Regions from separate parts of the Homo sapiens genome. Here region 2 is linked to region 1. The links are chromatin contacts, found by Hi-C in ENCODE. All regions are on one chromosome and are shown on one strand. Each heading gives the region's core, a stretch centred on a gene start or an enhancer-like site at or near the end of the contact. The rest is flanking DNA. Distances are from core to core; before and after follow the strand shown. Region 1 holds the start of TTC39B (tetratricopeptide repeat domain 39B). Region 2 holds the start of MTAP (methylthioadenosine phosphorylase).

Region 1 (4,805 bases), core at 2,306-4,805:
TATTATAGTGTGTGTGAGGTGCCATTGTTGAAGGACATACTCATAAACCAGTAAACAAGTGAACGAGAAAGTTCCAGGTAGTGAACAGTGCTATACATACAGCAGGAGGATGTGGTAGAGTGTGACTGAGAGGGAGGGACTGCTTTAGAAGGGGACGTCTTCCTTGAAGAGCTAAGACACGAATGTGAGACAAAGTCACTGACAAACACATGATTTACAATGAGCACTTATTTCATGGATTTGAGCTTCTCCTACCACACAAATCATGAAGATTCAATTTTCACTTAAATCAAGTACCAGCAAAAAACTATCAGCTAAAGGTAACATGTTCAGGAATACTGAAGATTAGATTGTTTACAATATTAGATTTATTTTGAAACACAAACAGCTCCCAGTAGGTGTGGCTTCAAAATGAAATGATTCAGATACCCTCTTGCTTGATCTCTATGCTAATTACTTCTGGGATATGGAATATCTGAGTAATCTCACTTGACTGCTAGAGTATAACATTATCAGCAAACTTGCAAGGGGAATTCTGTGTAAAAACAAATCCATTCTAATTGTTCTTTGAAGAAAAACTTTTATATTTGTGATTCACGATAAAATCACTCTTGTATAGGCAAAGCTGACAGCTGCCCTGAGCAAAGCAAATTTGATTAGACGTTCCAGTGGCTAGAATACATTTATTCATTCAGTGTTTATAATTGAAACATGAATGTTGCTTATCTCCTGCCGTGAATTTAAAACATACGAGACTTCAGGTTTGATCCCTGATATGTAAAAAATTCAACAACAAAAACACCAATCAAGCTTCAATTATAAGTATAGATTTTTGAAAAATTGTACTCGATTTTCATTATAACATAATTCTGTCACTAATTAGAGCGAAGTTTGTTTGGATCTCTTCAAAATTTGAAGAGTTGAAATTCCAAAGGCAGAATAACAGCATATGGGAGAAGAAGCTACCAGTGAGATGGCTTCATGTCAAAAGGATGTGCTATCAATTCAGGAACCAATGAACTTTGAAAAACAGAACCATGCATGAGTAATACAGAGTAGAATCTGGACCTGGATAGGAATTCTAGCCTCAGAAAGTGAAACATAGGAGGAGGTAGGAGTGGGTTGGGGGTCTGGGAAGGAATGGAAACTTTCAAGGGTATTGGAATTAAACAAACTCTATGTCTCTTCTGGTCCATCTGATTCTAAGTGTTCAGAGCATGTGTTCTAAATAATAAAAGTATTATTATTATTATTATTTTTGAGACGGAGTTTCACTCTTTTCACCAGGCTGGAGTGCAATGGCACGATCTCGGCTCACGGCAACCTCCGCCTTCAGGGTTCAAGCAATTCTCCTGCTTCAGTCTCCTCAGTAGCTGGGATTACAGGCGCATACCACCATGCCCAGCTGCTTTTTGTATTTTTAGTAGAGACTGGGTTTCACCATGTTGGTAAGGCTGGTCTCGAACTTCTGACCTCGTGATCCGCTCGCCTCGGTCTCCCAAAGTGTTGGGATTACAGGCATGAGCCACTGCACCTGGAGCTTTTTTATTGAGTACCTGCACTGATGAATAAGATAGTGCCTCCTTCTAAGCAATTTACAGATTAGTGGGAACCCAGGAGGCGGAGGTTGCAGTGAGCCAAGATCGAGCCATTGCACTCCAGCCTGGGAGATGAGAGTGAAACTGTCTCTCAAAAAAAAAAAGTATTATTATTTAGAAATTGGGTCTTGCTATGTTGCTCAGGCTAGTCTCGAACTCCTAAACTCAAGTTAGCCTCCTTCCTCAGTCTCCCAGTGCTGTAATCCCATACAGGCGTGAGCCACCACACCTAGCCTGTGTCAGCTAGTTTTTTTAAAACAGCTTTACTAAGATATAATTTACATAATCATAAGTTCCACCTATTGTAAGTACACAATTCAAGGATTTTTAGACAATTCAGAGAGTTGAGCAACCATCACACGATCTAACCCATTTTTTCAATGTTTCTGCTGTAGAAACCATTTTATTATTCTAGTACAAAAGTACATGCCAAGCCATTAAAATTGTACAGCAAGTATTAAGGATGCAAAGTGACTCACTGAAAATGTATGTAATGGACTTGCACAGACAACTGCTCTACTGACACAGAAAGAAAGAGAGGGAGGGTGGCTAGAGCCAGTACAGTACAAAGCAATGGTTATCAGCTAGGCCCTAGAGTTAGACTGCTGGGGTTCAGATGCTGGCATCCCTACTTACTTAACTGCTGTCTGGCCTCAGGCATATTACTTGAACTCTCTGAGCCTCAGTTTACTCATCTGAAAGAGAACAGCACCCTACTTTATGGGGTTATGAAGAATAAATGAAATACTATATGCAAGAGGTTCAGTAGAGTCCTGGCACATAGTAAGGACTCAAGAACTATTAGCTGTTTTTACAGTTATCACTGGATGACTATTAAATAGCCTTTCATGAGCCAGACATGGAAGACCACATGCTCTAATTAAATTTATATGAAATTCTAGAGAAGGCAAATCGATGTTGATAGCAGATCAGTGATTGACAGAGGCTAGGGAGCGGAGGTAGGAAATTGACAGCAAAGGGTCACAGAAAACTTTTCAGGATGTTCTATATTATGACTGGGATGCTTTGTAAACACTTGTCACTGAATCACACATTTAACTTGGTGCATTTTTCTGTATGTAAAGTAAATCTGACCTCTCTCCCCCAAACTCTTAAAGATCTAGCTTTTAATTTTCCAGTTATTTTACATGTCAGAAGCAAGGTTCAGTTTCTAAACTCAGCCAACAAATATCTGTTGAGCACCTACGATGTGCAAGACACTGTTCTGGGTGTTGGGGATACAGTCTTGAAGAGGACAGATAGCATCCTACCCCCATGGAGTTTATAGTTCAAGCACGAATTATACACCTATGTTTGGAGTTACAAAATACAGGATGCTATGGGGAGAATACACTGTCCGGGTAGGGGGAAGTAGAGGAGTTCCAATATGTATAAATCTCTGTCCCGCGTTTTTTTCTATTTTTTGAACACAGAAGCAAGCAGAGTCCTTCCACCTACAGTCCAGGTGGGTGGTGTGTCAGAGGCCTCTCGGGGACCAGTGACCGTGACCCAAGGCTGCCCTCAGGCCACACCATCTGCGAGATGCGGTGGCCACCTGGCGAGGGAAAAGGACTGGCACCGGACCAAAGACCAGGTGGATGCTTCCACGGACCCCAGGTGGGGCGCTGCTTTGACCTTGGCTTCGTCATGCCCGCGCTCTCTAGCTTCTTTCCAGGTGTGCCCAGCCACCGCAGAGAACAGGCGGCAGGAAAGCTTAGGAAACCCTCCCAGAGGGCGTGCCAGACCGGGAAACTTTATCTGGGAGGTGACTCCACCCACTTGGGCGGGGCTGCCGCCCGCTGGGGGCCGGGCAAGTGGCCCGGCCAGCGGCGCGGCGTCCGGGGAGGAAATGGATGCTGTGCTGGCCTGCCGGCTCCGGGGGCGGGGAAATCGAGTAGCTGCACTCAGGCCCCGCCCGAGACCCGGAGGGAGCGCCGGGCCGTCCCCTTTTGCCCTCCTTTGCGCTGGGCTGAGCCCAGAGCCGAGAGCAGGAGTCGGCTCTGAGTTCCCTGCTTGGTTTTTGGGTGGCAGCAGCCAGAGGAGGAATATGGCGCTCTTAGGCAGCCGAGCGGAGCTGGAAGCGGACGAGGTACGATCCGATGGGGATTGCGGGCCCGGCCCCTGAAGCCCTGGACAGGAGTCCGGGAGAGAAGAGTGAGCCCGGCTAGGACGGCCGAGGCCCCGCCCCCTTGGTCCCCTCTCTGGGGTGGGCTGGCGGGCGCCGGGTGGGGGCGCCCGGCCTTGGTAGGTCTGTCCCCGCTGGAGCTAGGAGGGTCCCTGCGGCGCGCGGAGCGGACGCAGTGCCGAGGTTCGGAGCGCCGGCCCCGCGAGTCGTGGGGATGGAGGACCCACGTCCTGCCAGCACTTGGATGGGCGTGAGGGCGCGGGACCATAGGACCCGCAGCTCTGAGCTGTTCCGGGCCGGCCCAGCGACGCCTGGGCTTTACGAAGTCTGACCCTGAAGTCCTGGCACTGGCTCTCTGGGTGTTCGTGGAATCATCCCTCGACCTGGGAATCTCACCTTCTATGGAAGTTTCCTGGTGGCAGAACCGAAAGGCTTACGATTGATGAAAAGAGGGGGCAGCCTGAGGAACAATGAGTAGAGGGGTACCTGCCGCGACAGCAGGGCAGGGCTGCCAGGGGCTGGGGCTGGAGGGCTAGAGCCGCAGCCCAGGCTGTGGTGCTTCCCTCTCCCTCCACGGGGCCGGGACACTTCCCCTAGCAGGTCCTCAGAGTCGGTGGTGGCCGGAGGGAAACCACTTTGAGAACCGACTCCGGCCTCCTTTGGTTTCAACTGTGTTTGAGTAATTAGCCACTCCTTCAGTCGTGGCGCGCCCGGGCCTGAGCACCCAGGGGCTAGCGCGCCGGACCTGTTGATTTATTGACTATTCATTTCAGCACCTGGCAACTCCAGAGACAGCGCTCTCCCTGCTCTTGAAGTTGAGACCGAGGCTCCAGCAGCAGCCAGCACCCACAGCTGCTGTTCCTGCCATCTTACCTGACTTGAATTGTGCGAGTCGCTGCCTTTAGAAGGCTTTGGTTTCAAATGATGCAATAGTGGACGATCTGGAGGAGGCGGTTAAGTTTCCCGTCCATCTCTTTAGTGCCAGGAATCTCCTGACAAGGAAGACTATACTTTAAATGTGCTCCGTAAAATAAACAAAAAACAAAAACTGAACTACAGCTCCTCTGCATGACAGAGAGACA
Region 2 (6,490 bases), core at 1,130-3,629, 6.5 Mb before region 1:
GGCAGCCTGCTTTCTGCATACCCTCTGCCTCCCTCTTCAAGATGGACATTCTATCAAGTGCTCATTTTAATTGTGCATTAGGTCACAAGAAAACAGGGCAGAGACCACACTTCAGATTTCAGAAATGCCTCACATCTAGTTGGTGGAATGCCAGGCTCTAGGCCCAATTCTGTCATTATCTAGGTCCAGCTGTGTAATTCTGGATACTTAGCTGACCTTTCTGGGCCTCAACTTTACACCCGCAAAACGGGTTTGTGTGGCTATATGGATGGTCTTGAAGGAACACTCCAGCCCCATCATTCTATAATTTGGGAATAGGATGTGGTTTTTATTAACCTATTTTGCTCTGGACACTGGCACCTCACATCTTCTATACAGAATGTTGCCTTAGAAGTCTGGGGAATACGGTGCTGGCATCATGGAATCTCTACGGCAAAGCTGTCATCTGTTCTAAATTAAAAGAGAAATCAGCAGGCAGTCCTAGCACCATATGTACCTCTTAATTTTATATCCAGAAGCTTGCCAAGACCAAAAATACACACTATTCAATATTTACATCAGGTCTCTGAGAATCCCATTGCCCATTCTGCACTTAAATGCACTGCATTAATTTGAAGGGAAACCCTGTGGCAGGGAGAATGCTAACCAGATTAAAGTAAGACTGTTTTAAACACCATTTCTCCATTTTTAATGGCGCTTGAAGTGTATTCCTGCAAGGATAAGGTGAAAAGTTGTGGCCTAATGATACCTAACACAATAACTTAATAATTTTTGGGGAAAAGATCATTCAAAATTAATCTCAGTTCCCCCACTTATAAGCACTACCACTTAATAAGCTTCTACCATGTGCAACATAGACAATATAATTCTAGCCCTCCTAGCAAATTCTGCAGTAAAATTCTCAGTTTATAGATGAGCACCTAAGAGAAGTCACATACTTCACACGAGTTTCATGAAAACCATTTCTGCCTTGTTTCCGCCAAACAATGAAGGCAGGGGAGAGGCCTTCTATAAATATTTGCTGGATGCAAGATTCTTTTCAAAATGACAAAATAAGTTTCATATATAAGTCTGGATGCAACACCCTTCACCATTCCTCTCATTCTAAGTGGCTCATTTAAACCTGCAAGGGCGTAATAAACTAATCTGGCTGATTACACACTGACCGCAGAAATTCGCCTTCTCCCGGGAAAACTGCAGTCGAGTGTAGGGAATCGAGATGCTTTGGAGAAGATCGCAGACCTTCCTATCCCATAGGCCAAAAATTTCTAAAAATCAAACAAGAACGCATTCTTAGCCAGTAATAAACTGCCTAGAAGAGGTCTTAAGTTTTATCATCAATTTTTCTTTACGTGCTGTAATTCTCTCTCGGAATACTAACCAGGAGAGAAGTGTTTAAAACCCCAGGGAAGCCAGCTGCTACTCTCAGAACTCGTGCCCTCCTCAGCACAAAGCTTCCCACCGCACAATGACCCCTTGTATCAAGGCCTCTCAGGGCCTAGGGCACAAGGAAATTGAACTCTAACTTGCAAGGCTGCAAAACAAAGCAGTTTCAAGCCAGAGGCCTCCAAACAGTGCAGCCCTAAAAACGGACGCCTGTACTCCTTTTCGAAGAAAGTCTCAGAATTCTTACAGTATTACGCTGCTGGGGAAAACTTCAGCGCGGAGAAGGCCTACGTTTGGAGGAAAAAGAAGCCGGAAGCATACAAAAGAGCAAGTAAGCAGTTCTCCCACGTGGGCCGCAGGCAACAAGCAGAGTCAGAGAGCGGAAGCTGGAGTCCCGCAAGGCACCAGGAGACGGTCACAGAAGCTGCAGGCGCCCGGACACCTCCTGACTCCAGCCGGGTGTCTTTCTTGGAAGAAGAGTGGTTCTCAGGAATGGTGGTGGCATGGGTGCAGCCTCTCCCATCCACGACCTCTCTCTCTAAAGGGGTGCCTACGCCCTACAGGGTGCGGGTGCAGATAAGCCAAAAGGTGGTGTGTGTGTGTGTGTGTGTGTGTGTGTGTGTGTGTGTGTGTGTGTGTGTGTTGGCGGTGCGGCAGGGGGATCATTTGCAAGCGTACCCTCTCCTCGCGCGGCAAGTGAGTCCCGAGTGCCGCGCCCCAGTCCCTCCCCGCGGCGGCAAGGGACGCACGGGCCGGGCGCATGGCCCCCGGAGGCGCGGTCCCCCGGCGCGGGGGCGAGAAGGCATCCGGCAGGGCGAACCGCTGCGGCTGGGAGGGCTCATCTCACCTTCACGGCGGTGGTGGTGGTGCCAGAGGCCATGTCTGCACGGGAAAGGAATCTGCAGTGGGCGAGCGCTCGGGACTAAGGGAACCAAGCGAGCCACAGAGCGGTGGCTGTGCCAACCTCACTGCGCGGGAGTGAGCAGTGCGGAGACCAGGGGCGGGCCTTGACTCCTCCTCTTCCTCCCCGGGACAGCTGGATTGGCTGCTTGTGTGGGATCTCCCCCGCCACCCCTTCCCCAAATCGAAGTTCCCGCGTTCCGCCCCTTTTGCAGACCTTTCCGGTTCTCCAGGTTTTTGTCGTTTTTTTTTTTTTTTTATCCCCAGTTATAACTAACGGATAATGATAATAATGGAGACCATTTATAGAGCGCTGTATTGTTCCAGACTGTGTGTTTTGCACTTTAATTGGCTTACTTAACTTTCGCTAAAACCTTATAAGGAAGAGCAGCACTCCCTGCTTGGCCCAATATTAGTGGCGTCGGAGGCCTCAGCTGCAAAATCTGGCCCGGCGGCATTCCAGAAGTTCTCGCGGGAGGGAGAATCCTCACCAAGGCGGGTACTGGCCGGCCACGGAGATTCTCTTAGGCAGCTAACGCGGGGCGGCCGCCGCGGCGGGGGCAAGATTTGTCCTTCCTGCGGCTGCGAACCCACCGCGGGTTTGCGTATTTCCCTTGATTCCTGGAGGACAGAGCTGGGATGGACTTGACCCAAGACTCAGGGATGACGAAAGGGAAATAAACAGAGTAACGTAGTACTGGATAATCTTTCTGATTTACGAACTATGATTTACTCATCTTCAATTTGAGGGGCCGCTTTTAGGGGGTTGAGACCTTGCACAACTCCCAGTCTGGCTCTACCTGGCTGGGGGCATCTTTAACCCGTTCTACGCCGGAGCGGCATCGAATACACCTGGATTCAGAATCCAAACTCAGGTCTCCGTCATTCAACACTAGCAGGACGCACACACACACACACCACGAGCCCTTTACAGGGATAATCCCTCATGCTTACAGCCCCCGTCCCTTCCCTACTGGGGTAATCCAATTTAACCTTCCTTGATGGATTAAGCGTTCTGAAACAAAATAATGGGTGGCAAGGATCTTAAGGGTGGACTCTGAGATGTAGAAATGCTGCAAATTAGCCTGGACGTGGGAGGAGGGCCGAGAAAGGGGATGCTTTCCTCTTTCCTTACAGCAGCAAAACACGGAAACAAAACACAAGTACAATTTAATTCAAAATACCACTGTGTGATGTTAGCCTGGATGCTGCTCATAGAACCTATTTACTTAAACAGTATAGACTTTCGTCCTCACATTACTATAAGCTTTAGGTCTAAATTTTCTCACAATGTAAAGTTTTCTTTCTTCTGTTACAATCATCTATTTCTTTTAAGTTATAAAATGCAATGGCAAAAGAAGAATGAAAGTAGAATCCGGGTGCTCCTTTGAGGAATAGGAGACAGGGAATCCTTCGCGGATGAAGACAATGTAGCTTTCTAGGGGCCTTTCTGCCGATTGCTCTATTGAGGAGCAGGAAGCCCACCACTCAGAAGTGAACCATTGAGGGCACAGGGATGCCCTAGGCTTTATGGCCGCTACCTAAGTAGGGGATCCTAGCCAACTTAAGTGACTTGATATGGTTAACAAGTCCAGTTTCTACTCAGCACTGCCTCTCTGCTAAAAGTTAGACGTTGTAACCAAGTTAGATCCTGTAAGCATAAAATACCCCTAGGCATAGGAGTTGGAAACTTGGCGAGGACCAGGCTGGACTTCTGGACTTTTCTACTATAACTTGCAGGTTAGGGCTCAAGCATTTGCTCTTGAAGATGTGATGTCTGTGAAGAGGAAATTCTTCTAAAGTTTGAATTTCATGTAAACTTACATGTGACAAAATATTATTCTACTTTTGATATTTTCTCAACCACTTAAGATTGTAAAAAAGCATTCTCAGTTCAAAGCTGTACAAAAACAGGTGGAGAGCTGGGTTTGGTCGAGGTCTTGGGCCATTGTTTTCCGCTCAGGGTAGTGCCTGAATCAGACGACCCCTTGCTACCCAGACTTGGATAACCCTTGGGCAGTCCTGTGGGACAGTGCTTTCTTTAGTGCAGTATCTTTGAAAAGGTAGGCAGTAATATTTTTGCCTTATTTCCAAATTTTGGGTCATGTTTTTTCTTAACAAGCCCTAAAATAAAAGGAAGACAAAATTTTCAATAATTTTGAATACGCAAAAATTTTCAGTGGTCTCCCTTTTTGATTACTATGTCAACAAGACAAGGAGAGTCGGTCTATTTGTGAACATAGATTTTGCCCTGCCCTTCTGTTCTTATCCTATAAATCCCCCTCTGTTAACCTGTACCCTTGCTTTTCTAAAGATAATTATCAAGAACTAGGTCACCTTACAACAATTCTGATTATGAAACAGTATAAGGATTCCAACAGCTTCTCCCTTTTTGATAATCTCTCATAAATGTCTTCCCAACTTCTAGGTCCTAGCCAACAAAGTACTGAAATGGTTATCACCAGTAGCTGACTATGTTGGGTCTTGAGCAGTGGTTCTTCAGTGTCCTACAGTTCCCTTTTACTAAACATGTTATTTTTGAAGTCGTCTCCAAACCATTCCAGAATCATCAAATCTTCAGGAGGAAGTATTCACACAAATGCATGAAATGTATCACCTCAGCCAACCATATCAGCTTTCCCACTGAATTGTTATATTTCTGCCCCTGACCAGTATGTCTGTCCTGGATGGGTACTACAAAATGGGCCCAAGCTGGCTGGTAACCCATCCTCATCTGAAGGTATTAAAGCTGGCAAGTTGTCATGGCCTAAGAAACTCACATAACTCCCCACTACCTTGTAGATATTTGGGCCAAAATAAAAATTCTAAATAACATGGAGGTGTGCTTAGAGATCCCCAATGGTGTGTGAATCACATCTTTTTACAATACACCTGTATCACAGCCACAATGAGTAGGGACATTTTGGCCACTACTTTTGACAATGGATTAGATTCCCACATTGGAAGCTTTGTGAAAAAGCTAAAGTTCTATTAGCAAGCAGCCACTCTAGATTTAGCAGAACATTGTTGAAAAAATATCTGGGGGAACAATAAGTAAACTAATTATAATAATGACAGTAATACATTTTAAAAATTATTGCATCTTCAGATTCTCAGCCAGGCAAGCCTATGCCAGCATGAAGAAGCCAAAGATGTCTGAACTGGTATAAATTCAGGTTCAAAATCCACAACATCATCGTTGTGCACAGTGTGGTCATTGGGAAGAAAAAAGTTAAACTCAGAGACTCAATGCCCTTAATAAAATTGTATCCAAAGAAACTTCTCCACAGGCAATTATCAGAATAATCAACTTCTCTTTATCCTGCCCAAGAAGGAAAAAAAATGTACTGAAAAGAAAATAGTGGCTAGTGTTTATTAAGAAGCAAAAGATATGCAAGTATGTACCAGGCCAGTCCTAAGGTACCCTTCTGAAAAAACATTGAATATAATTGGATAAATGTATAAGAGATTTGTCTGCAATCCAAGTTCTCTTAACACTCTTGATTGTAAATAACTGAACAAATTATTGATCTAAAAAATACAGCTATGTGTCTTTACCCTGACTCTGCAGTATAGACCATGATACAACATAAACATTAACATTTTAGTAACTAGAGACTTAGATATTTTTGTCATAGAAGGCCTAATTGAACCTTTCTAAATTTCTTATAGGTTAGTATGTGACTATTACTCTAAAACTTTAAGGAAATAAGAACAAAAAACAAAGAGAAGTGTTCCATTCTCCCATTATCATAGTGATAAAACAAAATAAGTAGTATGTCACAAGTGAAGAAAATATTACTGAAATCTAATATTAAAAATGCATTTATTGCAGGTACTTTATAGAGGGAATTGCAAGTGATATACTAGGTTTCTCAAAAAATATTTACATCACATTTTAGGTGGCAATTCCTTATAATGACCTTTAATGAAAGTGGAGAGTCCAGTTATAAAGTGTAACCTGGCATCTGTGTTTTTGGTTGAGGGAAGAACCCCATGCTTTAAAATGAGTTAAGTAGGGTCAGTTTTGACAGTCTGCTTTAAAGTTGGTATGCTCCAGATAGTTGGAATTAGCCATATGTTTCTTGTTGCAATAGAATCAAGTTCTCCTTCAGTTTTCTTTATTCGTTCCTTCTATTCAAAGTCCCTTTTACCCTAGAAATATCCTTCATTGCAAATCACCTTGTCTTGTCTTCAAAGTTCA

The links. A loop is a pair of places that touch in the nucleus more often than their neighbours do. Pooled maps may share reads with other maps.
Region 2: a pooled map shows a loop between it and region 1 (4-fold over the local background). The contact joins the promoter of MTAP here to the promoter of TTC39B in region 1. A Hi-C loop is called at or near these places in 6 of 50 pooled maps.

What each region holds. Positions count from the first base shown.
Region 1 is chr9:15,305,966-15,310,770 of GRCh38, reverse strand. TTC39B (tetratricopeptide repeat domain 39B) reads left to right here and starts at 3,555. Exons shown (of 20, transcript NM_152574.3): 1 at 3,555-3,687. The coding sequence starts at 3,646. RefSeq lists silencers at 3,301-3,640, 3,671-3,990 and enhancers at 3,228-3,790, 4,354-4,805.
Region 2 is chr9:21,798,525-21,805,014 of GRCh38, reverse strand. It overlaps MTAP (methylthioadenosine phosphorylase), which reads right to left and starts at 2,379. Exons shown (of 8, transcript NM_002451.4): 1 at 2,234-2,379. The coding sequence starts at 2,266. RefSeq lists enhancers at 1,537-1,746, 2,241-2,869, 2,870-3,500 and a silencer at 2,037-2,196.